Regions from separate parts of the Mus musculus genome. Here region 2 is linked to region 1. A link is a loop called in an ENCODE intact Hi-C map of the cell type or tissue named here. Cell type or tissue: left cerebral cortex. All regions are shown on one strand. Each heading gives the region's core, and the rest is flanking DNA. Links, peaks and the distances in the headings are about the cores only. Region 1 holds the start of Ctnnd2 (catenin (cadherin associated protein), delta 2). Region 2 overlaps Ctnnd2 (catenin (cadherin associated protein), delta 2).

What was found. Peaks named below come from ENCODE experiments on the same cell type or tissue, not always from the same donor. Only the 100,000 strongest peaks of a DNase experiment are listed, where the experiment ranks them.
Region 2: it touches region 1 in a loop (6-fold over the local background); 4 of 42 quality-filtered maps call a loop at or near these places.

The regions. Positions count from the first base shown.
Region 1 is chr15:30,167,092-30,179,422 of GRCm38, reverse strand. Ctnnd2 (catenin (cadherin associated protein), delta 2) reads right to left here and starts at 6,889. Exons shown (of 23, transcript NM_008729.3): 1 at 6,260-6,889. The coding sequence starts at 6,296. Gm31953 (a long non-coding RNA gene) reads right to left here and starts at 6,253. Exons shown (of 2, transcript XR_875097.3): 1 at 5,620-6,253. In left cerebral cortex, for the core only: CTCF peaks have their summits at 6,308, 6,514 and 9,189; DNase peaks (open chromatin) are centred at 6,259, 6,914, 7,421, 9,193 and 5 more places; H3K4me3 peaks cover 3,396 bases; H3K27ac peaks cover 2,403 bases.
Region 2 is chr15:30,279,666-30,291,996 of GRCm38, reverse strand. The region is part of intron 1 of Ctnnd2 (catenin (cadherin associated protein), delta 2); the gene reads right to left. Among named protein-coding and RNA genes, the nearest start is that of Gm31953, 110 kb to the right of the region's middle. In left cerebral cortex, for the core only: no CTCF peak of the experiment used is centred there; a DNase peak (open chromatin) is centred at 6,234; H3K4me3 peaks cover 787 bases.

The DNA.
Region 1 (12,331 bases), core at 1,953-9,952:
TAGAGTTAGCCATTCATAACTCAGTTGAATTGCATGGATCATCCTCACTATAAATCAGCCAGGGCAGTAGGCACTCCCCTGACAATTCCTCAGATAGTGACAAAACAGAATGAAATATTCAAAGAACTCAACTACTAAATGAAATGTTGTGAATGCTTCTATGTTCTGAACTCTACAATGCAGAATCCTTTTAGGTCATGCCAAGAGGGAACACTTCTTTATTACTTCTGATGCTTCTTTCCAGGTGAGGGGAACTTAATTAATGAAACACTTCTGGCCTCTGTCCAACCTTTCACTTCCTCAGCCTCTGAAGAATACAGGAACAGGTTGCCTGGCTGCTTCTTTCTTCCCCTGGAGATAACCTTGTCTGCAGAGAGCAAGACTGGGATCTACCAACTCGAGGAAGACAGATGATGGACCAAGGACCTGAGATGTCACTCAGTTGTCACATAAAGCTATGTTTAGTCCTTGGATGGAATTTCTTTATTATCTTTTCTCCTTCCAGTTTCCCAACCTGCTTAGAAGTCAGGGTAGGGATATTTATTTCGCTCCTTAAAGACATTACTAATCCATATTAATTCTCTGCATTTCATAATTTTAAAATAAACTATAAATATTCTCTACTAATGATGTTATGTGTTTAAATGATAGAAGGTATTTTGGTAGACATGAAGAGTCTCCTGAACCAACAGAAGTGATATGTATCATGTTCATAGATGTATGGTAACCAACATACATCTTTTAAGTCTAATTTCTAAGGTCAGTTCGTGTTGCTACAATTATTAAACAAATAAAACAATACTAATGAGAAAACCCTGGCCCTTACCTATGTTGGATAACCATACTTAGTCATTTCAATGGCATAACTAACAGTTCCCCTTGACCTAATGCTATGAACCATTGCTTTCAGAAAGTTGGATACTCATGTCATTCACAATTTGTGGAACTTTTTGACACACACACACCCATACTGACTTAACCACATATAATTGGCTCACCTGTTTACTTTGCTCAAAAAAACAAGCTGACACCTCTTGCTATAACATTCATTTTACTCTGAAAACATAATTGGCAGTTCCCACAACAAAACATAAATTTGAATATAAATAACTATGTTGATTGTCAAAACTCTTCCTTGACTGAAGATAAATTAGTCTACTGTCACAGGGGTCATTTTCTGTAACAAAGTCTAGGAAACATCAGAGTGTGGTGACCAGATAACATATGCCACAGAAGGTAACAGCTACACCAACTTGGGAGAACTCAGGGATACCCAAGGAGATCAAACCTGGAAGAGCTGACACGGCTCACACGCCTGTTCTCACTGTAGCTCCCTGGAGGAGCGAATCCGTGGAAATGACATCTGAAGTTCAGCAAGGCACCAGTGCGCACTTCAGTTCTCTTTCTGATGACATCATTTGGAGGAAGTCGTCTCCTATCCATACACTTTTTGCTGCTTACGCTTCCTTTTCTTCCCTTGCAATGATTTTCTGGTGAGCACTGAGCTCTCTGCTTTTACCCTGAGCAGCTGTTTCAGATCTGACCTCACAGAGTGGTGCTGATTAAACAGTTTACTCACTGTACAACATTAATCTTTGTAGAAAATTTGATCTTAATCAGGAGGCTGACATAACAATAATAAAGAATAGCAAAGTCTTGAGATTTCTCACTACTGGGATATAACACGTGTTGAAAGAAATGGTGCTGGGAGATAGAACTTAATTTCATTTACCTTAATGGTTATATATTTCAATACATAAAGGAATTACATATTTTGAGATAGAAAAATTGTCATTTTGATGCCAATCTACAACATATAATATTACAATGGTCTATCTATATAAAAATAATCTTACAATAATGCCTATTATCAGAGGGCATGGGAATCAATGTTAATAATTCAATTAATAACATATGTCTTAATTAGTAAGCATAAGTTTGCAAGCCAGGTAGTCACATACTCTATATTCAAACCAACATTTTGAAATATTCTACATTACTGTACCCAACTTACAGTTTAATAAGCTGGTTTTGATGGTCACATAAATGGCCAAGGGAAAAGAGCTAAGAGACAAGAATTGGCATTCACTAAGAACTACATTATAAGTGGCTCACACATTGGAGAACACGAAGACAGCATTACATTATTGAAATTTACCTTTTTTTGAAATTTACTTTTCCAAAAGCTTTTATAGAATACCACAAATATATAGAAAAAAAACTGGGCCATTTCCTACAACCTGTGTGTGATTGCTATATGAATTTAAAATAGTGGAATATATTGCAACATGTATATACACATACATGCACACACACATATAAACATATATAAACATATAAAAATAAGTTTAGCATTCAGCACACAACCTGATTAGGGTAATAAATGGGTGAATGCATGTTTAAGACAGGAGTTTTAGGAACTACTGTCTCACTTATCTGGTTACTGTTTGTAACCTGTCTATATAGATGTGTGTGTGTGTGTGTGTGTGTGTTCATATACATATATATGTATACATATACATATGTGTACATATACACATGCATATATGTATACATGTATATGTATACATATACATATATGTATATGTATATGTACACATACATATATAGAGATAGAGAGAGAGAAAGAGAGAGTATAACTTCAATATCTTAATGTTGATGTACCATTTCCTACAAATCAATTAACCAAGATACAAACCTTGAAGTCACCTCAACTGCCATGTGATTAAAAGGTGAAGAACTAGAATCACCATCATCATCCCACCTTTTATGAGTATTTTAATTTAATTTAATGGACTAAGATCATAGGATGATAAAATATTCCTATGTGTTTCCTGTGTTGGAGGTACTGTTTGTGAATGTAATTGGATTCATTAAAACTAACCAGGCAGTTTATTAATCAGTAGGCTGGGTTGGCAGACAATGTGATGGAAACTATTTATGTATGCCATGTTTAATATTTTATAGTCATATAAAATGCTGCGAGTTTGGCATGTAGTCAGACAAACTTGAAGCTAACAACAAGAATCGTGAACTGTTTTTCTGAAATCAACTTTTCACACGCAACAATAGACAGCTCATATATCCATCAAAGGACTTTATCTTTGGAATATGGACAGTAATATGGCTTATTACTTATTAATAAGTCACTGGGATAATTTGGATTTTAAAGTTTACTTACCTGTAAGTAAGTTAGCAGAACAATATTATGCAACACCTTTAACAAATTGGCTTAAAAACTAACTGCAACGTGCCTGATTGAATTTTATTCATAGTTTGAATTTGAGTTTAAATATGTCCAGCTATGTGGAATCTTTTCAAAGTGAAAATTATGTCACCAAGAGTGACACATGTGTCACTTTCCTTTAACTTGACAGCAACATTCCCAAAGAGAAACACTACAAAGGGTGTGTTATATTCTATTCATAATGGGGGGGGAGCATTCTGGGGAAGTTGGAAATATAAACATATTTTAGGCTGGCTCCAGTTGGCTTTTACAACTAGATGTACTGGTCCACACAAAGAATACACAGTTTTATAAACAAACTGCTAGAGGTCATTTCAAATTTAAAAGTAATGGTTTTCCTTTATGAAAGAGAACCTGCAAATATATTTAAAAAACAAAAAACAAAAAACAAAAACAAATCAAAACTGTGCAGAACTCTTCAACAATTCCATGTGCATGCCCGCCAGCAAAGTTACATTTTGGGAAGAGGCAATTCACATTCAATTACATGCACAAAGTAAAATTCATTTTTCACTCTTACAGTCCATTATGAAAGTGGTATTTTACTTAGAAAATATTTAACGAAACTTCCATTTGCCTTTCCCAACTAATACTTTCTGAATTTCATTTTCCTTCTCTGTGATGATCCACCAAATGGGAGGAAGAATTGGTGATTCTATTGTATTGCGAAAGATGTGTGGTAGCTAGTAACACTGTCATTTGACTGCGCATGACTTTTATGACAAACAATGCAAACATTAATGACATCTATGGTGATTTGGTTTTACAAGTGCACACACACACACACACACACACACACACAGTTAAATAACCCCTTTGCACAAGACTAGGACAATTTCATTAGAGCACCAACCTCATGCACTTGCTAAAACTGCCATTCAGTCAGGTACTATCATTTTCAACCCACAATATAGCATAAAAGTCTCATGCAGAAGCCATGGAGTTTTTCTCACGCCCAGCAGCTGCTCTCTGGAGGCACACACAGGCACACAGTGTTGTCAACTCGTCTGTAAGAATCATGGTTAAAACTGAAACACTAGACTCAAGGAAAGGAAAGGAAAGGAAAGGAAAGGAAAGGAAAGGAAAGGAAAGGAAAGGAAAGGAAAGGAAAGGAAAGGAAAGGAAAGGGGAAAGTACACCTCCTTCATCTAAGGCATGCTTCTGAAAGAAATTTTACATTGATATAATGCAAGGGCTCCAAGAGTGTGCTCAAAGCGCTCCTGTAAAGTTGCCTGAATGTGAATAAAGGTGAAACTACAGCAGTGTTGGCAAAGGAATCGCAGCGTTCCCTTAAGCCAAGCAGAGTAGCCTCCGGCGGTGCTTTTCCCACGCTCGCTTGTTATTAGTAAAATTACAGTCCTTCTATATTCCAACAACTAATTCCAAGCATAGCCCATCTTCATTCAAGCTTTGGACCTTGTAACCCACAGACCAGTACGGATACTATTCAACATTAACAATGGATTCTGCTTGGCACAGAGAATCACTAAAGGAAGAGGCATCTGGCTGTTGAAAGCAGCTATTCCATACACGAGGATTCTTGCCTCTATTGGCCATACCTCCCATATATCAGATCCCCCAAATCATGCACTGTTCTACGTTGGCAATCCAAAAGGAGTCATATCAAACAATCTTCCACTGGATTTTAGTAGCGGGGCTGGGGAGCCTTCCAATTATGTTGATACATGCTCACCAGCGGGCACATCAACTGAACTACCACCAGTGGAAGTGTGCAAAATGAGGTAACTCATGGGCAGGGGCAACACCTCCCCATTTTCATGGAAGTCAATGCAGAAAATTCTCGGCGTCTTAAATATCAGTCACACAGTTCCTAAAAGTGAACTGTCCGTCATGCTTATCGGGCCTGATTTTTGCTCATTACATATCTCTTTTCTAAGCCAACATATCTCTTAGAGAACATTAGGCATGCATACGTATACAGCCTTGCAGAGTTGAAGCACAGCAGATCAGTTCAAATGAGGGAAATACAAACCCCTTGCAAGCACAGCCTCCCCCTCTATTATCCTCTTCTTCCACACCCTTCATTACCCCGGTGTTTACAGTGAAAACGCAACTTTGGGTATTTGAGAAATAAGTGGCTCCTTGTGGAAAATACAGAGATGCACATCCCTCTAAGCCCCCAAGTCTGTTTTCCGACCCCCACCCTCCGACCGAGGAGGTTGCACCTCCTTCCTAGAGACTTTACTCTGAACAGAGTGGCTCAACATGCTGAGTATCAATCGATGAAAACACATTACACACAAGAAGAAGAGGAAGGGGGGAGCGAAACGCAGCTTTGCTTTCAGCCATTAATTACGAATCACCCAAATATCGCTACGCCTATCTCCCATGCACAAGCACCCTTGCCAAACCTGGCTGTCAGGCAGCGCTTTCCAGAGCCTCGCTATCTATTGTCAGGACAGAGAAGCCCCCGGAAGCCTGTGAATCCCTCTGAAAATGCTTCCTCGGAAACGCTAAATATAGACCAAAGGGGTCTGGGTCTGGCGAGCAGCGGGAGACTGAAGAAACGGCCATGGACGCATATGACTAAGTCTTTCCATTTTGTTCTAGCCAAACATCGTAATGACATTGAACATAAGGGCAAAAGACTGGAAGGAAGTCTTCCCCGCCCCCACCCCGTCTTCTCCGGTATATTAGGGACGTCATGAATGCAACCGGGTTGCTCTGGAGGGTGGCGGGGAGCAGTCGGTGTTGCCCTATATACGCGTCCTCCGAGGTAGAGGGGTGGCAGGGAGGGGAGCACGCGGAGAAGCCACTTGGTAACCGCTCCAAGAAAGACACTGACCCCGGACCCCGTTGCGGGGAGAGCCGCCTTCCAAGAGGGGAGCCGGTAGGATCGCGGTCCTCCCCCGGGGCAGACAGCACCCCACTGCCGCCCGCCGCCACCCCTAGCCCCGCTGGAAGCGGAGGACCAACCCCCACCGGCGGTGAGCAAGAGGACGACGCCCGGAGGATGCGCCCGGCTCCAGCAGCTCAGCTAAGGCAACTCACCGAACGGCGCGGCGCCCGACTGCTTCCTGGCGAACATGCACCCGCCGCCAAAGACAGCTCCTCAGTCGGGGGAAAGGCGTGCGCGCCGCCGCCCGGCTTCAGAGCAAGGTCCTGACCTTGCCCAGCTGCAGCATCCTCCGCTTTTGTTGTCGGAGCGCGGCCGCGGGACAAGTGATGCTGGCGGGGAGCAGGGGCGAGCGCGGCAGGCGAGAGGCGGCTCCCGACGCGAGTGCGCAGCGCCCGGCCCGGCCGCCCCTCCGAGCGCGGCGAGCGTAGCGCCCCCTGCCCGACTCGGCGGGCGCCGCGGGATGCTCAGGGTTCCGCGGGGCTCCCCGGGCTCGGGCCGGGCTACCGAGCCGCCGCGCCCGCCGCTCCGCTCGGCCGGTTGCCGCCGCGGGCGCGAGCCTGGGCCGCCCTGGCGCCCGGCGCCGAGCGCTCTCGAGCTGCGCCCTGCGCGCCGCCCGCGCCACCTGTGTCGCCGCCGCCGCCGCCGCCGCCGAGAGCGAGGCTCCTCCCGCCGCGCGCCGCAGCTCAGCCTCCGGCTCAGCCGCGGCGGCCGGCTCCGGCGCTTGGCTAGTGAGCGAGCGAGCGTCCGCCCCACCACCGAAACCTGCCCCGGGTGCGGAGCATGCCCAGTGCCGCCGAGAGAGCGCGGCGCCTCGCCACGCGAATTCCACTTCTGGTTTTCGCGGCGGCAGCAACAGCAGCAGAGATGGGAGGAGGCGGCTCAGGTTGGGAGAGGGCCGCGCATCCCCGGGAACAGACAGCACCCGAGATAGAGCCTACGCGGAGAGTTGATTCTGCGGGGCAGATGTTGGTCTGCAAAGGGGCAGCGATTGAGGGGTTTTAGAGTAGCTTGTGAGTTAAGGAGAGCACCGGGCCAGCCATGAAAGCTAGTGGATGGGGGTGGATGTTCTTGTAGATTCTAGGGTTCCAAAGCAAAGAACGCATGACGTCTGTGAAAGGTTCTTTCGTAGTGTTGGGGCCCCATCTCCACCACCTCCTGCTCTGATTATGCTTTATGCAAACTCAGTCTGGTTTTAAAATCTGGAATATGAGTAAACTTCCTACAAGGAAGACCCTTGCTGGATCTAGAGCTTTAATGAATTCTCTTCGTCTTCCTGTCACGTCTCACCCAGTTGTCTTCTTGGACACCTCCACGACTGTTTTCCTCTTCTCTTCCATTGTCCCGTGCTAAAATGAAAACTTTGCTCCTCCTCCACTGACCGCGGTGGAGTCTGTGAAGCTTGCTCCATTTCCAACTGAGATTTCCGAATGTCTCTCAGTTAGTCAGTCATTAGGCAACACAGAGTGCTAAATCTAGCAAGCAAAGTCACACTATGAAAAGTCTTGTTGGAAAACGAAACCCATGCCAAGTTCCAAGGCAGGCAGGCCCTCAGGACCTTCATCTATGTCCCTGTGTGGCTGCAAAGTCTGTCAGTCACATGCAGGACAAATACGTCCCATAATTATTCCACCAAAGATCCTTACTTTGAAGCCAGCCCACCCCACCCTACTCTTTCCCAGAGCCATTTTCTGAGACACAGATAAATGGACCAGGAACCCCGAACTTGTAATAAGAGGGGTTCCAGCTTCAGTAATCTCAGGGACATTTCTATTCAGTTTGCAAGAGATTATCCAACAAGGTCAAAATGCTTGCATTAAATCTGAGATAGCCTCTATTATTCTCTGGAGTTAGTGAAAGGCTGAGGCAAGTGGAAAGAAAAGTTAAGCAGACTAAATATGTAAAGGAACAGACAAGAGATTGAGTAATGACTGTTCACAACAGGGAAATGTGCACCGTCAGTCATTCCATCTACCTCTAGTAGGCTCAGTCTCACTCCCAAAAGTTGTTCTCCAGTGTAGGTTCTCCTTCGAAGCTGGTGTGACATTAACATAGCCTGATTCCTGTGAGGGAAGATATGTGGTCATTTGCAGGTTTGGTTTTTTGTTTTTTTGTTTTTTTGTTTTTTTTTTTCCCACATCAGCTTCAGTTGAATCTGGAATTTGGGGCTTGTAAGGCACACCAGCTGTCACATCTCGTGTGTGTGTGTGTGTGTGTGTGTGTGTGTGTGTGTGTGTTACATAATAAAAGATGCGCTTAGCCTCTGTGTGTCTGTTTCTGTTTGTACTTGTGTGATTTGTATGTGCTAGCATGTGTGAGAGATACGTGTATGTATGTATGTGAGGCATGTGGTCTATGTGAATATGTGTGCTGATGCCCGGAGACCAGGGAGAACTCAATAATGTTCTTTTCTGTCCCTCTTGGCTTTATTCTTTAAGACTTGGTCTTCCACTGAACCTGTGAACTTAGAGGCTAACAAGCCCCCCAAAACCTCCAGTCTCCAGGTCCCCTCAAGACTTGATTTACAGGTGTGTTACATGGCCTCACCAGTCATTCTATGGGGGTCCTGAACTCAGGTTCTCAAACTTGCAGAACAAGCACAATTACTGAGCCATCTCTCTGGATCCCTGTTTTTCTCCTTATGAATTTTAAGGAGTCAGTAAGTCAGTGGGGACAGGGAAGAGACTAAGACAAAATCAGATATCGTAGTAGGTGCACAGATCCTATCCTTATAGCATATACATATGTTTATATCCAAAAAGATCCAGTATGAGAGAAAAGTTGTTTGCTTTGCTTTATGAGAAATCGCAAAATTCCCATTGATTTATTGATCGCTATGGCAACACCCATGATCAGTCCCTGAAGAACTTCTTGTGGTAGGTGTGGGATCTTTAAGAAGCAGACATGCCCTAAACAACAAGGATTTCATTTACTCTTTGATGCACTTCGTTGAAACATTTATGATTTCTGTCCTTCCAGATTTATTTGTAACTGGAGATATTATTAAGTTCACAATTAGATAATGTGAAAACTAGGGTGAAGTGTTCCTGTGTGGTGCTGAGCCTTCGGACGACTCGCTGCTGCCATCTTTTGCTTGCTGCTTCTGACAGTTCCAGTGAGGAGCAGAATCCTAAATTCACACATCCACTCTGAGTCCAGAAAATTGTTATTCTGGTGGTTTCGAATTATATTGATCAATGAATGCTACATGGCAAATCGTTATTGTCCCTCGTCTGTTTGCACATCATTAGAGCAACGCAGTGTAGAAATCACATCTCAAAGCAACACGTTTCTCTTGATTTTTCAAAATCAACTTAAAATATGAAGCAAACATTTTTACATGGAAGTTTGGCTTAAGTTTTGAGAATAAAATGTATTAATGAAACACATTTTGTAAAGTCATATGTCAAGTTTTAGAGTTCAGATTGTGTTGACTTTAGAAGAAAATCTCTTTATTGGTAAAATATCAAGATAATGAAATTTAACTAGGAAATGGTGGTTTGACATTTTTAAAATGTATTACCTGTTGATGTTTGTTGAAATTTAGAAGTATAACTAGATGTCAACAATTTTATTTCTGTCCTGTATTTAAGTACCAATAGTTGTGGTAATTTCTTAAAATTTGTAATTTATAGGCAGGAGCAATGTCTCAGAGGTTAAAACCACATACTGCTCCTGGAAAGGATCTAACTTTGGCTCCAGCACCCATGTGAGACAGTGTACAACCACCTATAACTCGTTTAAAAGATTGGACACCTGCTTCTAACCTCCACATGTACTGTATTCTCATGCAGATACATATAGACATATAAATGATTAGAATAAATCTTTTTTAAAATACCATTATTTAAATTCTACAATGAAGTTTCTGTAACAGTAACCCATCTGTGTAATATGACATCTGACTTATATGATGAATATTATTAATAACAAGCATAAAAGATACAGCATGTTACTTTAGAATGATACTGCGAAAGAAAGAGAGAGGGGGGGAAGGGAGGAAGGAAGGAGGGAGGGAGGGAGGGAGGGAGGGAGGGAGGGGGGAAGGAAGGAAGGAAGGAAGGAAGGAAGGAAGGAAGGAAGGAAGAAAGAAAGAAAGAAAGAAAGAAAGAAAGAAAGAAACAAAGAAAGAAAGAAAGAAAGAAAGAAGCGATTAACTAATCTCCCTTAGCCACACTTGCAAAGAGCAGGGCCAGGGTCATTTGATTAAAAACTTTGCACTCTGAGTAGACTCTCTTATTACACTAAAGCTCATATGATGGGAACATTCTTTCATTCTTCTATTTGTTCATTCAGAAAATGCTTATTGAGTATCTACTGTGGTTACTACTGGGATAAGTTTATAGAATCAATAAGGAACAATAGAGCAGATGATGAATTCCCTATGACTATAAACTAGGGTTATTGAATAAGAATAGAAGAAAGCATCCGAGGGGGAGATCCAGCAGAACTTATGATTGAAAACATGCTCATCCTCACCCCGTGTCCTGCAGCAACTCCACACTTCCTTATCCTTCCCAAGCAGCCACCAAGTGGAGTCCAAGTGTTCAAAGGTCTGAGCGTATGGGTCCATTGTCAATTATACCCCTGCAGGTAGCATGGGGAATAAATAGTGCCTGAAGTCCTAACACAAAACCAGGAGAGGTCGTATTCGGTAAGAGCTGAGTTCTTCTGATATACAATGAAGTCAGGTCTTATACTGACAGAAAGACTCGGGGCTCAGTGAGGGGTATAATAAAGTCCCTCACAGGTATCGAGGTCACGGTTTGTTCTGAAATCTCTGAATTCTATGTGGCCTGGTAGATGTAGAAAAGGACACACACCAATCATCAGAAATGGACTGTGGATCAGGGGTCTAGGCCAACAGAAATGGATGACTTCGCTACATTTACGAAAATACATCATATTGCAGAGATGAGGCTGGAGAAGAAGCTCTCCTGGATGCTGGAGCATAGCCTGTGGTGGTCACTCTTGCTGTGATAATACACCATGACCAAGGCAACTTACAGAAGGAAGGATTTATGTGGGCTTATGGTTCCAAGGGGTTAGAGTGCCTGGTGCAGCAGTGAAGGCATGGTGGCAGGAAGAGGACAATTAAAACTACCTTGAGATGCTAGCTTACACCTGTCAGAACAACTAAGAACAATAAAACATCTGACCACCCATGCTGGTCAGGATGTAGAGTGAAGTGGAACACTCCTCCCTTGCTGATGGTAGCACATCTTTGTACACCCACCATGGCAATCAGTGTGGCAGTTGCTCAGGAAGATGGGAACCAATTTTCCTCAAAGATCCCGCTGAGCTACTCCTGGACATAAATCCAAAGGACTCTTCACCCTACTGCAGGGGCACTGCGCTACCATGCTCATTGCTGTTCTATTCACTTATAACCGGAAATTAGAAAAAACCAAGATGTCCATCAACAAATGAATTGGTAAGGAAAATGTGGTGCATTTACATAATGGAAGACACAGATAAATGGGTTGAACAAGGAACAACTCATACTGAGTAAGGTAACCTAGACACCGATAAACATGGAATGTATTTATTTATATCTGGATGTCAGTAGTTAATTCATTGCCATATAGCCACAGAGGTTAGGTAGACAGCAAGAGAGTAGGGAGGAGGGATGTATTTCCCTAAGGAAAATAAATAAAGTAGACAGTTGTGGATGCATGAGCGTGGGGCAGGAATAAGAGAATCAAATTGGTAAGTGGAGGGAAGAAGAAGACAGGCCCAGCTAAAACTGAGGGACATTTTGAGGGGTGATATTGAAATATATAACAGTATAAATTTACTTTAAAAACCAATTTAGGAAGACAATTGAAGTGAAATTGCCCTAACTGTCCATCTCTTGTCACCAAATGAAGCTTCCAGTGCCAGGAAGGAATGAGTTACATCTAACCAAGTTGTTGGCCCAAGAGCCCCCTTTAGAATGCCCAAACAACCCAGGCTATTGCCAAGGCTCTTAGTTGCTTTCCTCAAACTTACAGTTAGGCTCTATTGCTGATGGAGACATCTATATAACTCATTAAACATGAAGAAGTCAAGCTAGTACCTAGCTGGAGACTTCATCTCTACTATGCAGTATTTAAAGTAATGGAATGTGCTCCCTCTGCTACCATTGGACAAAGTAAACACCAACACAGCTAGATAGTCTTTGATACGCAGTAATGATGTACCTGCAAGATACACAGTGCATCGGGGGCCCAAAGCTTGTGGGAGTA
Region 2 (12,331 bases), core at 2,447-10,446, 110 kb before region 1:
GGGAATCAGATAGAAGGAAGGAAAAAGGAAAAGAAAAGGCAAGTCCTCCTTGGGACACTTTTCCTTCTGATTTAGCTGGTTTTACGGTAACAATATTTTAATGTTATTATACTAAATGATATTCTCCTAATATTCAAATAGAGTTTCAGGAAGAAATAAGATCATTAAGATGTCCAAGGAATACTAAGTGTGATGATATTGATGTTCAGATTGTCAGATTCTTGAATTAGTTAGGCAACAAGTCCACAGGCATACCTATGAGGGACTACAGAGCCTCTGAGCATGCCTGTAAGGGACTATGGTGAGCCCGTCAAACTAGGGTGGAAAGACTTACTCCAACAGTATTCAACACCATACCCTAATTTCCATTCCAGGACTGCACAGACCCAAACCAACAATCCAGATTGGCAGTGATTCCTCACTCTGTATCCTGACTGTGGACGTGATGTGACCTCTGCTTTTACAGTCTCCCGCCACCTTGACTCACCTGCCATGCTGGGTGGTACCCTTAAACTCTGACAAAGAATAGAGCCTTGCTCACTGACATTCCTTTTGTCCAGAATATTTGTTCACAGCAACAGACAAGATAACTAACTTCCACAGAAAGTGACATTACACAAGTGACAAACCACAATCTATTTCCTGCAGAGCTGGACGTTTACGGCTGTTTGAGATGTTGTGGATGGAATCGATCTCACGATCCATGCATAAGACCTCTGGGCTATTCACTAGTAGGCAGGTTATTGAGACTCGCAAATGGGAGAGAAGAACAAGATTGTATCAACATCTATAATGGTTCCAAATTTAAAGAATGATATTCTTATACAATCCCCAGGATAAATGGAGCAGAAACTGTTCAAGCAATATCATTAAATAATGCTCCAGTCAAATACAGCCAAGCATAATTGTTATGCAGCTATACACTGACATCGAACCATCTGTGAACAATCAAGACATTCTAAATGTCTTCATGTTCAATATGAACTCAGGGAAAGTGTTTTAAAAATGAACATAAATCACAGGGTACAGATAAGGGAAAAGCAGCAGCTCTAACTTGTGATTTATTTACTGCACTTTAACCAGTTAACCGAGGAACTAGTTACACACTACACATGAGCCTTAACCCAGGGGCCCCATTCAGGACTAGGCTGATCCTCCTTGTGTTAGCAGAGGTTCTTGTGCTGAGGCCCTTAGAATATTTACTTTTGCTTCTCAGTAGAGCCTTTGAGCATCTATGTTTTTAAATTAAGAAGAGTTACTGGATAGTATTTTACTAATTATCTTAGAAATCGTCAGACTTACTTCTAGCACTTAATTAAGACAGGTTATGTGTGTCAGCTGTGTTTACGTACATGCCTTGGTAATCTAGATTCTAGGCTGAAGATACATTAGGAAGGATTACTACTAGGCAGACTATTTACATGGCTATTCTCAAAGGTCCAATAAGAAAAGTGAGATACAGGCACAGTTTTGGGGAGGTGAGGATATTTGTGTTTCCTGTTGACAACATGTTTAAGTGATTTTACTTGAAACTGAAAATAAATGGGTATGTGTGTGCACAGGGCACATAGAAGGCTGATTTCTAAAAAGGTGCACAGTCGTTATTTATGCGCAAAATATTATCCTTCAAGATTCCTGTTTGTGGAGCAGTTAAAACCCAAGAGATTTCTCTCATGAAAAATTTCATTTCATAACATTTTTATAGGATTTCAAAACTAAGTCAATTAAATGTATACATATGTTATAATTTATATGTTCCTGATCACAAACATTTCTAGTTATGGACAGATGGTCAGATAGACAGATGGAGGACGGATGGATAGATAGATAGAATATATAGATATAGAGAAGTACATATTTTATTCAAGTCTCAAGACTTTCCCTGTCTGGATATTAAAGCTATTCCTATACATTGCACCTCAATTAATCTACTTAGGTCCTACCCAGCACAGTGCTAAGGAAGTTATGTCCCTTCAGTAAAAACTGTTGGAGGGATGTTATCCATTAACTTGAGCATAGACCAAATTATAGTAACCTAAAAACATTTTGTAACTTAAAAACATTGAATTCCAGGTCTATATAACCTAGAATTTGTATTTACAGTATGAAATTAAAAGTCCAATCCTGCCTTGCTTCTGTAGACAAATACTTGATTCCAAACACTGTACCAGGGGCACTGACTACAAATGTCTTCTTTCACTCCCAGAGAGCAAACGCTCTCACGTGAGTCTATTGCTAGGCTGAACTGTATGACATGTGACATGATGCATTATAGTTCTCAGAATGGAACTATAATGAGTTTAACACAGAATGGAAATAAGCAATGCATACATATTCTGAAATTGTTTTGGATTAATTTGTTCAGGTCTGTATAATATTTAATGTTTGAGTCTTTCCTGCCACCCTGAATTACCTTGGGATCTCTGATTATCACATGTTTATTGAGACTAATCCTTTTACACAAGACTCATGTCCCAAGACTCCCCATTCATGAAGCAGGTATAACCCATTTATTCTTGTTTCCTTTATGAACTCCAATAAAATTTAAAAAATTTCTCCTAGAACAGTTTTTATAATTATGTTTGGATTTTACCTGTGTCTTATCATTTTACTCCCTTTTGCAAATACAGTTACATTTTATATTTTCTGGTTATGGGAGCTATGTACAAATTTCTGGTTTTCTGTTTTAGGATTTCATCTGGGTATTTAAAGGCACTCATGAGTTAGTTCCAGGAGTCTACAGGGTGTTCCTCTAGGTGTCTTGGTGTATTATTATACAGTCTTAATAACACCCCGTGCTTTTCCATCCTTTCTCCTCTGTTGCTAAGGATGGGTTACTATTTTAGTCTCGAGTGTTGTCAATTATGTAATGTCTATGATTCTAGAATCCAATAGAAATATTTCCACTATTTCACTACTGAAAATATTTATATTGGTCTACCTTAACAAGTTAAGTAATTCTGCCTATTTTTCTGGTCAGATAATTATTTTTAAGACATATCTATGTATAATAAGTTTCTCGAATGTATTTTTGATATAATATGGAATGAAAACAAAGCTTGGTCTCTGGTGACTATTAACCTGCTAAGTTTAATCCATTAGTTTTCTAAAATTGAACCATCTTTACCTTTCTGAAAACTGACTCGATTTCCTATGATTAGTTTCAGACCTTGTTGTGAGTTTTGTTCTGATGATGAACACAGACAGTGATCTCCAGTTTTATTTACTATTTATTCTCCATTCAGCTGAGTCTTGCATTTAAAAATAACGTAATAAAAATGAATTTCTCACAAACATTATTTCTTGGCTTAACTCAAGTTGACTTATATCATTTCTTTTGCTTGCCATTCCTAACTCCCATCCTCCAACAACTTTTGTTTCATCCAGTAACTCAGAGCTGCCTAGGATGATGGGTGATCATCAGAACAGTCTAGTGTGCCCTAGTCCAGAGGCCTCTGAGTGAGTGGTAGTGACCTTGATATGTGGAGTTAAGTGTGAACCTTTGGTTTAGTTCTGACCAGAGCTGCTATGGTATGAACTGAGCCTCTTCTTCATGTTCTCTGTGAAGTGGGTATCTCTCCTCTTCGCACAGCTGTGGCTGTGGAAGGCTCAGAGTGTTTCTGTAAATAATGATGGCCGTAGCTTTTCTTGGTGAATGGAACATAAATATTTGTTTCTCTGTCAGTTTTGGTCTCTGCATGAAACACAGTGCTTATGTAGTCGATACAAACAACATTCAGCTGCTAGGTCACTTTTTTCAAACACAATTGGTTAAGCTTACAATAAAGAAGCTGGGGTTACCTCACTCAGGATGATACCCTCCAGGTCCATCCATGTGCCTAGGAATTTCATAAATTCATTCTTTTTAATAGCTGAGCAGTACTCCATTGTGTAAATGTACCACATTCTCTGTATCCATTCCTCTGTTAAGGGGCATCTGGGTTCTCCCCCCCCCCCCCCGAGCTCCTGTCTCTAGCTGCATATGTAGCAGAAGATGGCCTAGTCGTCCATCATTGGGAAGAGAGGCCCCTTGGTCTTGCAGACTTTATATGCCTCAGTACAGGGGAATGCCAGGGCCAAGAAGTAGGAGTGGGTGGGTAGGGGAGTGGGGGGGGGGATGGGGGACTTTTGGGATAGCATTTGAAATATAAAATAAGAAAATATCTAATAAAAAATAAATAAAGCGTGGTGGCGCATGCCTTTAATCCCAGCACTCGGGAGGCAGAGGCAGGCGGATTTCTGAGTTCGAGGCCAGCCTGGTCTACAAAGTGAGTTCCAGGACAGCCTGGGCTATACAGAGAAACCCTGTCTCGAAAAACCAAAAAATATTAAAAAAATAAAAAATAAATGAAATAAAAAGAAAGAAAGAAAGGAAGGAAGAAAGGAAGAAGGAAGGAAGGAAGAAGCTGGAGACCCTGCAGCAGTCTTTAACCCACACATAATCTGAAGTAATCTGAAGTGAACTGTGATACACTTTAAGTGACTTGGGGGTGGCATGTAATCTTTGATCATTCTAATCCTACACTCTCTGGGTAAGGCTTTCTTTCATACTTCCCTTTTCCTGAACCTAGAGATACACCCTTGTATGCTAGGTAAGTAGTCTACTAATGAACTGCAACAGTGCCTATTTTAACTTATATTTCATTTCCAGACAAGCCTCTAGAATTTGACTAAGTGATGTTTGAGGTTATTCTAGAGCCCAGTCAGGCACTGAACTTCTACCGTTCTTGCATCAGCTTCCCAAGTCAATTGGGTCACAAGCCTGGTCTACCAGTTTACTCCTTTTGAATACTTACTGCATAAAGAGCTATCCTTAATTAAGCATTACATACTCACTGTCCATGTGTTGAGAATTTCATCCCACATGAGAATGTACTGGGAAGTTGGTAAGTTGTTCACCCAATAAAAGCACCCACTCTACTAATATTTCCTTGGGAATTACTCCAAGTGTTCTCCTTCACAGACTCTTTTTGTTCCTTTGATCCTCGGCATTGCTTGTATTATGAAGAGGGTGAATATATTTTATTCAGTTACCAAAACATTCATATAAGAAAGGCTACTGGTATTCTTATGAGAAAAAACTGGAGCCATGACCCTGATGGAGATATGGAACAATCTTGCAGTATAGAGTGGAAAAATCTTAGGTTAAAATTAACAACCTAGGAAGGCAAGGGCACAGTGTGGACCAGCATTCTCCATGAAGAAGGGGGTCTGCCTGACTCCACAAGATCCACAGATAGGACAGTCTTTGGAAATAGGATGTTTGCAGATGCCACTGGATAAAATGGGATCACCCTGGATGAAGATAACCCCATCCAGTGGTTAACGCTTTCAAAGGATAGTAGTACATAGATGCTAGAGGAAGAATCTGCTGATACATCTCCTAATTACGAGGCTGCTAGAGGAAGCGAAAGGCACTAAAGAATCCTCCCTTACAGGCTCTGGATGTCTCGCTGCACTGCCAACACCCAGACTCCAGACCCCTGAGGCAAGACACTCCTGTTATTCTGAAATGCCCATTGGTTTGCTTTGTTCGGGGAGTAGTGAGGGAGGCAGTGTGGCTCAGAGCCAGGAGAGGACACAGAGAGTCACCATGTCAATGAAGTAAACAAGGAGCCAGATGGTATCGCCACCAGCAACAAGCAAATGGTGATAGGAAGTCAAAATGATATCCCAACTGGGATGAAAACGGGAGCAGGTTCTGAGCTGCGTGCAAGCCAGATCAAGTATAAAGTTATGGATGGAAGGGGGCAAAAGCACGTCCACTTGAGGCACGATGCCTACATGTACTAAAGTGACGACTGTTGTAGCGGACAGTTTTCAGTTCCCTGGGTAGTGCTCTAACTGCTAAACAAACCCGCTAATGTGGAGAATAATGCCATAGAAACTAACGCCATGGGCTGTAAAACCCAGGCATAATCTGCAGTGTATCTAGGAAAGTTGCTCCTGAAAACACAACATAGCCATGGCAACGTAAACTTCCTGTCTGCCCTCTGCTCCCTCAATCCTATACACAGAAATCCAAAATTACTCTCGGAAAGCACCGCTTGTCCTTCAGAGTTCTGTTTGTCCAACCCCCCTTTCCTGATTAATGAGTAAGGAAAAGTCAACTCGTGTGTACTGATCAGACTCACCGGGCAAGCAAAGAGAACAGGATCGGCAATGCAGACGGCTTGCCAAGGAAGGGGGAAGCTGCAACTAACACTCCGCAAATAGAATTAATTGACTTGATGTCCAAGTCATATGATGGAGCTATTCTAAATCTGGGAATGGAACCAGAATTTCTCCCCATCAATTCTCCTTTCTCCTCACTAGACCATGCAGTCTCGAAGTTTTTATTCTCAGATGATAATCAATTTAAATGAGGGAACTCCTGCCAAACTCAATGCTCTAATTACATAGTCAGGAAGGACTGATAATAATCATGGCAATGTTCTACACTTACAAACCGTTAGGCGATGCTGATTTAGACACCAGGATCCCATTTTCTCTAAAATATATTCATATACATATTTTAAAAGTCTGAATATGTCTATTAAAATTCATCACTAATAATCACTGCAGCCCAAATTTTAACTATGAAAATTAGTTTGCATGGTTATATCGAGTTTTTGATTTTCAAGTAATTCAAAGGTACCAATAAAATGATAGAACACTCTGGCAGAAAGATCTCAGGGTCTCCTAGCATAAGAGACAGGAAAAGTCTTGAACACCCCCTTTCCTATATCCTTCTGTGTAGGCATGAAAACTTGTAGACATTCAAATACAATTACAGCAGGGGTCTAAAGAGAAAGCGCATCAGGCCAGTGAATTGTGTGTTTAAGGTATCACTCATGCTTGACAGAGCTTTTTAAAAAATTCTCACTTCCTGTTGCCTAAAATTTTGCTCATTCGTCCTTTTAATTATCAAATTCCATGGTTACTTTCACCAATAAAACAGCAATGTCCTGTTGAAGGAAGAATATTCTAGCAGTTCACAAGGCTTCTATTCTTCTTGCACTTCCTCATCCCCTCAGGGAAGCTCTTCTCCCGGAGCCCCATTCATGGCCCACAAAACCTTGCCAAAAAGGCTTGAAATGGTAAACCAGCTCATGGATAAATACATAAGCTATACTCTCGAAGGGATACAAAGCTAAATTTGCCAAACAAGAATCGGACACCATGCTTGATTAGTGATGCGTGTCACTGAAAGTTATACTTTACCTCACCAAAATCACTCCTGTAATTTTTCTCTACAGAGAGATATTGGGTTATTAATGGAGTTTTTAAATTAAATATATAGTTTATGGTTTATCATTTGGTAAGTACTTGTGATACTCTGGCTCCCAGTTCAAACAAAATACACTTCACATGGACACTTCAAGGTCAGTCATGCTAAAGCCCAGCCGCTGACAGAGAGCTAATTTGATCTTCCCGATTTTCTCGTTCCAGTAAGTATTCCACCTACTCTTCTAGTCGCTCCTTCTAAAAAGCCTCACCCATCCCTGACTCCTTTCTTAGTTTTTCCATACTCCACTGGCTCTATTAAACTGGACTCATTCCTAGGTTAACGTTCTAACCCCCAGTTAAACCGGACGTGCTTGTATTTGAAAGGGGGTTTTTATAGATGTAATTATTTGAGGGGTATTCACACTAGAGTACTGTGAGCCCCCAATCATATACAGTTGTTGGCAGAGATAAGCATGACAGCAGAAGACCATCTGGGATTGGGAACTGGGCACCACAACTTTGGAGTTTTGTTTTTCCAACGGGATGGAAACCTAAGACCCAGGCATGAATCAGATACCCAAGCAGCTTCAGAAAAGCCCAGCCCTGCTGTCACCTTGGCCTCAAACCCCTGGCCTCTAGAATAGGAGGAAAGCTCTCTGCTGTTATAAGCTCCCGGGTCAGCATATTAAAAAAGGACACCCCAATAAACCTGGGCTGTATTCAATGGATTGGCCAATACTACGGAATCTCTATACCCATAGGAACAATTCCTTATAAAATGCTCACTTCTAGTAGGCTTATTCTTAGACTATCACGATGATATTTTCTGAGAAACAGATCAACTGAACCCCTATGCTCATGCCATGGTTATTTCACTATTATTAGTGAGAACTATTAGAAGGTACCTCGTGTGTTTCTATGCACATGGTATAGTTATTTCAGATTCACTACCAAGAATTATTATAAGACACCACGCATGTTTTTATGTCCTCTGTACCCTTGCTGGCCTGCAATGAACATGCTCATCCAACCACTCTATGCCCATCATACAGCAGGCAACATTTATCCTGGATCTCTCCAAACAATAAAGCTATTATTAATCACAAGCCAGGGATGAGAATGTGGCCAGCGAAGTTCTCAAGCTTTGTGGATATTCATATTTTATTGTTTGGTTTGTTAAAAATTTAGAAACTGAGCTAATCTTATAAAACAATCAGCTGGTTACTGAGCAAGACACTATGTAATTAGGTGCTGGGCTGCGGGCACACGTGTTCCACCCTGTAAGAGATCAGAGCAGCTTTACATCAGTGAGTGCTGGCCAGAGCAAAAGAGTCTTGCTCTGTGCCTTTGTCTCTCTCTTTGGATTTCTTTGTTGTCTGTAGCTAAATCTCTGCTTGTGATGCTAAGTACTTAGAATTCATTTAAAATTTGGAAGCATACTTAAACTTCTTTGTCCACGAAGACCACTTTTAACAGAACTAAAAGATGAGAACGTTCCATCCTTGGGGAACAAGAACTGTCAACAGCAGCCATTGACCAAATTAGACTTTACTCCACCTATCTTCCAGCAAACGAGTGACTGATGGGTTATGGAACATAAATTTAGCATCCTTTGGAATAGGTTTTCCCTATTTGCTCTGGTTTCCTTCTCTACTTGGGAGACCCCATGTTTTCACAATGGTTCAAACCCTTGTAGGAATGACTGCTAGGCTTGATTCAGTAACTCATGCTATCATCCCCATGGAAAATTAATGCAATGATATCCCCTTTCAAACACCATTGTGCTCATACTTATTAATTTTATATCTTCTTCTATGCCAATTTCTCCTCATCATGGCCTTATGAAATTGGAAAGAAAGAAACACAATACTCTTCAGGAAAAAAGCGCATTCAGTCGCTCAATCTTTTAACCACAATTTGCAAGGCTGTATTGTGCAAAATACCATGTGAGGTGCTGTAATTCTGTTGTAAACCTTAATGTCCACCAACGGAAGTAGACACAATGGATGACAGGGAGAGCTGCTTCTACCTATCTATTTACAATCCTGTTATTCCCAGAGGACACAACCCAAGACTCATCAGTGGATGGTGAAACTGAGGAAGGATCATACCAAACTCTACTCGCGCTGTTTCATCTATACATTCACACCTGTGTTATTTTATTTTTTGTCTAAAATTTATTGTTTATATATTGTATACTTAATATATTTTATATATTTATATAATATAAAATAATTTTGTATATAATTATAAAATAATGTTATATGTAATATAAAATAATTTTTATATAAAATATAAAATAAATTTATATGTAAAATTATTATTTTACATATAAAATTATTTTACATATAAGATATAAAATTTTATTTATAAATTAAGCACACTAAAAATTGACAAGAATAATGAGTTGGGGCAATTATAACAATAAACATAAAAGTTATTTGAAATTTACATATTTATTTTTTAAATTTCCAACTGGGTGTTCTTAATTTTTTAGATTATTTTATTATTTTTCATGTGTATGAGTATTTTACCTGAATTGTACTTATGTGTATGATATATGCAAAGGTCACAAGAGGGCACGGGATCTCCTGGCCCTGGAGCTACAGATGATGAGTTGTCACAAAGGGGTTGGGAATAGATTCCAGTTCCTCTGCAGAAGCAATAAGTGCTCTTAATCTTTAAACCAACTCTCCATCCCTCATCTGAGTATTCTGGAATATCTTCCTTAAAAATTTAAATAGAAATTCACTAATCACATTTCATGTGAAAATGTTCAGAGGTATAATCATAGAAATAATAAACTTTTCAAATATGCCCAGCACTAAATATTTGCTAGAATTTAGGAAATTTAAGGTTCACCATTTGGGGTTTAAATTTTAATTATTTTCTTCCTACTATATATCTCCATGATATTATTTTATAACAAAGCTTCTAGGTATTCAACACAGAAATCTAATACAATAAGAAATAATAATAAAGTACAGAAAGATAACACTAGTTTCCTCTCCCCCTCAGTGACCATAAAATGGCATAATGTTTAATGTATGTTTATATGCAATTTCCTCTCAAACTCAACTTTGAATCCAGCCTCAATGTGTCAACAAAATTAAAAGTAGAAACAGAAAATGTTTTAATAATTTGTGTTTCTTCCAAGCAGTATATTAATTTACTACATTAATATGTTGGATGTTATTCTCATTAGTAGAAATTATTTTCTTATACATTATTCCAGTTGCACTTGTGATAACTAAGTATGCACAAATATTGGTGTGACAGTGTCATATAGATAAAGACATTTTTTTACAGAAATAGAGGATTTGCCCAGTTATAAACACCTATACTTTCAAAGACAGTCTGAAGTAATACTTAATAGAAAAATAATTTACTCTAAAACTCTCGTAGTAATTGTGCATTAAACATATTATTGAGTGGGCCAAATAATGTGATTCACAGAAAGTGGTTGTCTTTTATAGTTTAAATAACAAATGATCATGAATTTAATCTACAAAATTAGGGGAAGGGACAAACTGCCATGAGTGTAAATGCTCTCTCTGAATGTGAAATAGCTGAAGCTGACTTCTGGTTCTTCAGTATTTTGTTTTCCTTGCTAATCTACCTTGGAGTAGCTTAACCTCTATTAACCTGTACTTTTATTTGTAAACCCTTAACATATTAAACATTTATTTGGAATTTAAATAACAAAGAATGTGAAGAGATAATTAACAGGTCATATGAATTATAAAATATATCTTCCTCAAACAGACAATTAAAAGTAAGCTTATGTTTCTATTTCAGTATTTTCATTGAACAGTATGCTTTAAATATAAACACTAACTAGATTATCACTAATAAATGTAGGTAAAAGGGCTCCACATGCAGATTTAAATGGCATAAAATTAGGTTAAAATAATTGGTTTTGTGGAGAAAAAAATGTGATACTTTGATGTATATATTTTTTAAAGATTTTATGTATTTATTTATGCATATGTGCTATTTGTGTCTACATGAATTTATGTGCACCATGTGAATTCAGGACCCTGAGAAGACAAGACAGCATGGGAAATGGGGTTACAGGCAGTTGTTAACATGGGGAACTAAACTCAGGTCCCCTGAAAGAGCAGTGAGTCTCTCAACCACTGGTTGGCCTCTGTAGACCCCTAATGTGGGGGATTTGAAGGAATGATTCTTGAAGTGGAGAACAAATTTAAACAGGCAAGGGTGTTTTTGTTGTTTTGTTTTCACTGAAATCCAGCCATTTCCCACTGCCCCCCTGCTCCTGGATGATGATAAAAATCTTGTAACATTTTGTGCATAACTCTGTGAAACTTTTTCTTAAAAAAAAAAAAGATTTTGACACACTGATCAAAAGTAAGCAGAGAAAATATTTTAGTAACTTATGTTTCTTCAAACAAAGATCACTTTTACTATTTGATGCATTTTATACATGATTTTATTTTTGCAGAAATTGTTTTGGTATATATTACCCTTGTAACTACTGAGAAGTAGGTATGTTTTCTAATACTCTTGTGATAAGTACTGAGTAGGCATGTTTGTGTGCGAAAGGGAAAAAATCATGCAAACACATGACATATTTACTTTGTAGCTTTTATTTTCTAAGTCGTTAAGCCAAACTTCTAAACAAGTATTATTTTAAAACAACTTTGACTGCATATGTAGCAGAGGATGGCCTTGCTGGGGCATCAATGAGAAGAGAAGCCCTTGGTTCTGGGAAAGCTTGCTGTCCCAGTGTAGGGGAATGCTAGGGCAGGGAGGTGGGAGTGGTTGGGTGGGTGCAGGAGCATCTTCATAGAAGCAGGGGGAAGGGGGTGGGATAGGGGGTTTCCAGAGGGGAGCCCTGGAAAGGGGATAACATTTGAAATGTATATAAACAAAATGCCCTCCCCCAAAAATCAAGTATATTAAATAAATAAAAGCTAGCTTTCTCATAAAACATTAACAAGAGCATTCAAAGCCAAGTGTGAGCTTTCCTTTAAGAATTTTATCTTCATCATTGTCCCCCAGGAACTTGGCACCACACACACTACAAGAATTTCACTGCTCATGTCTCTCTCAGTAGGAGACAGGCAATGGTTACACACACACACACACACACACACAC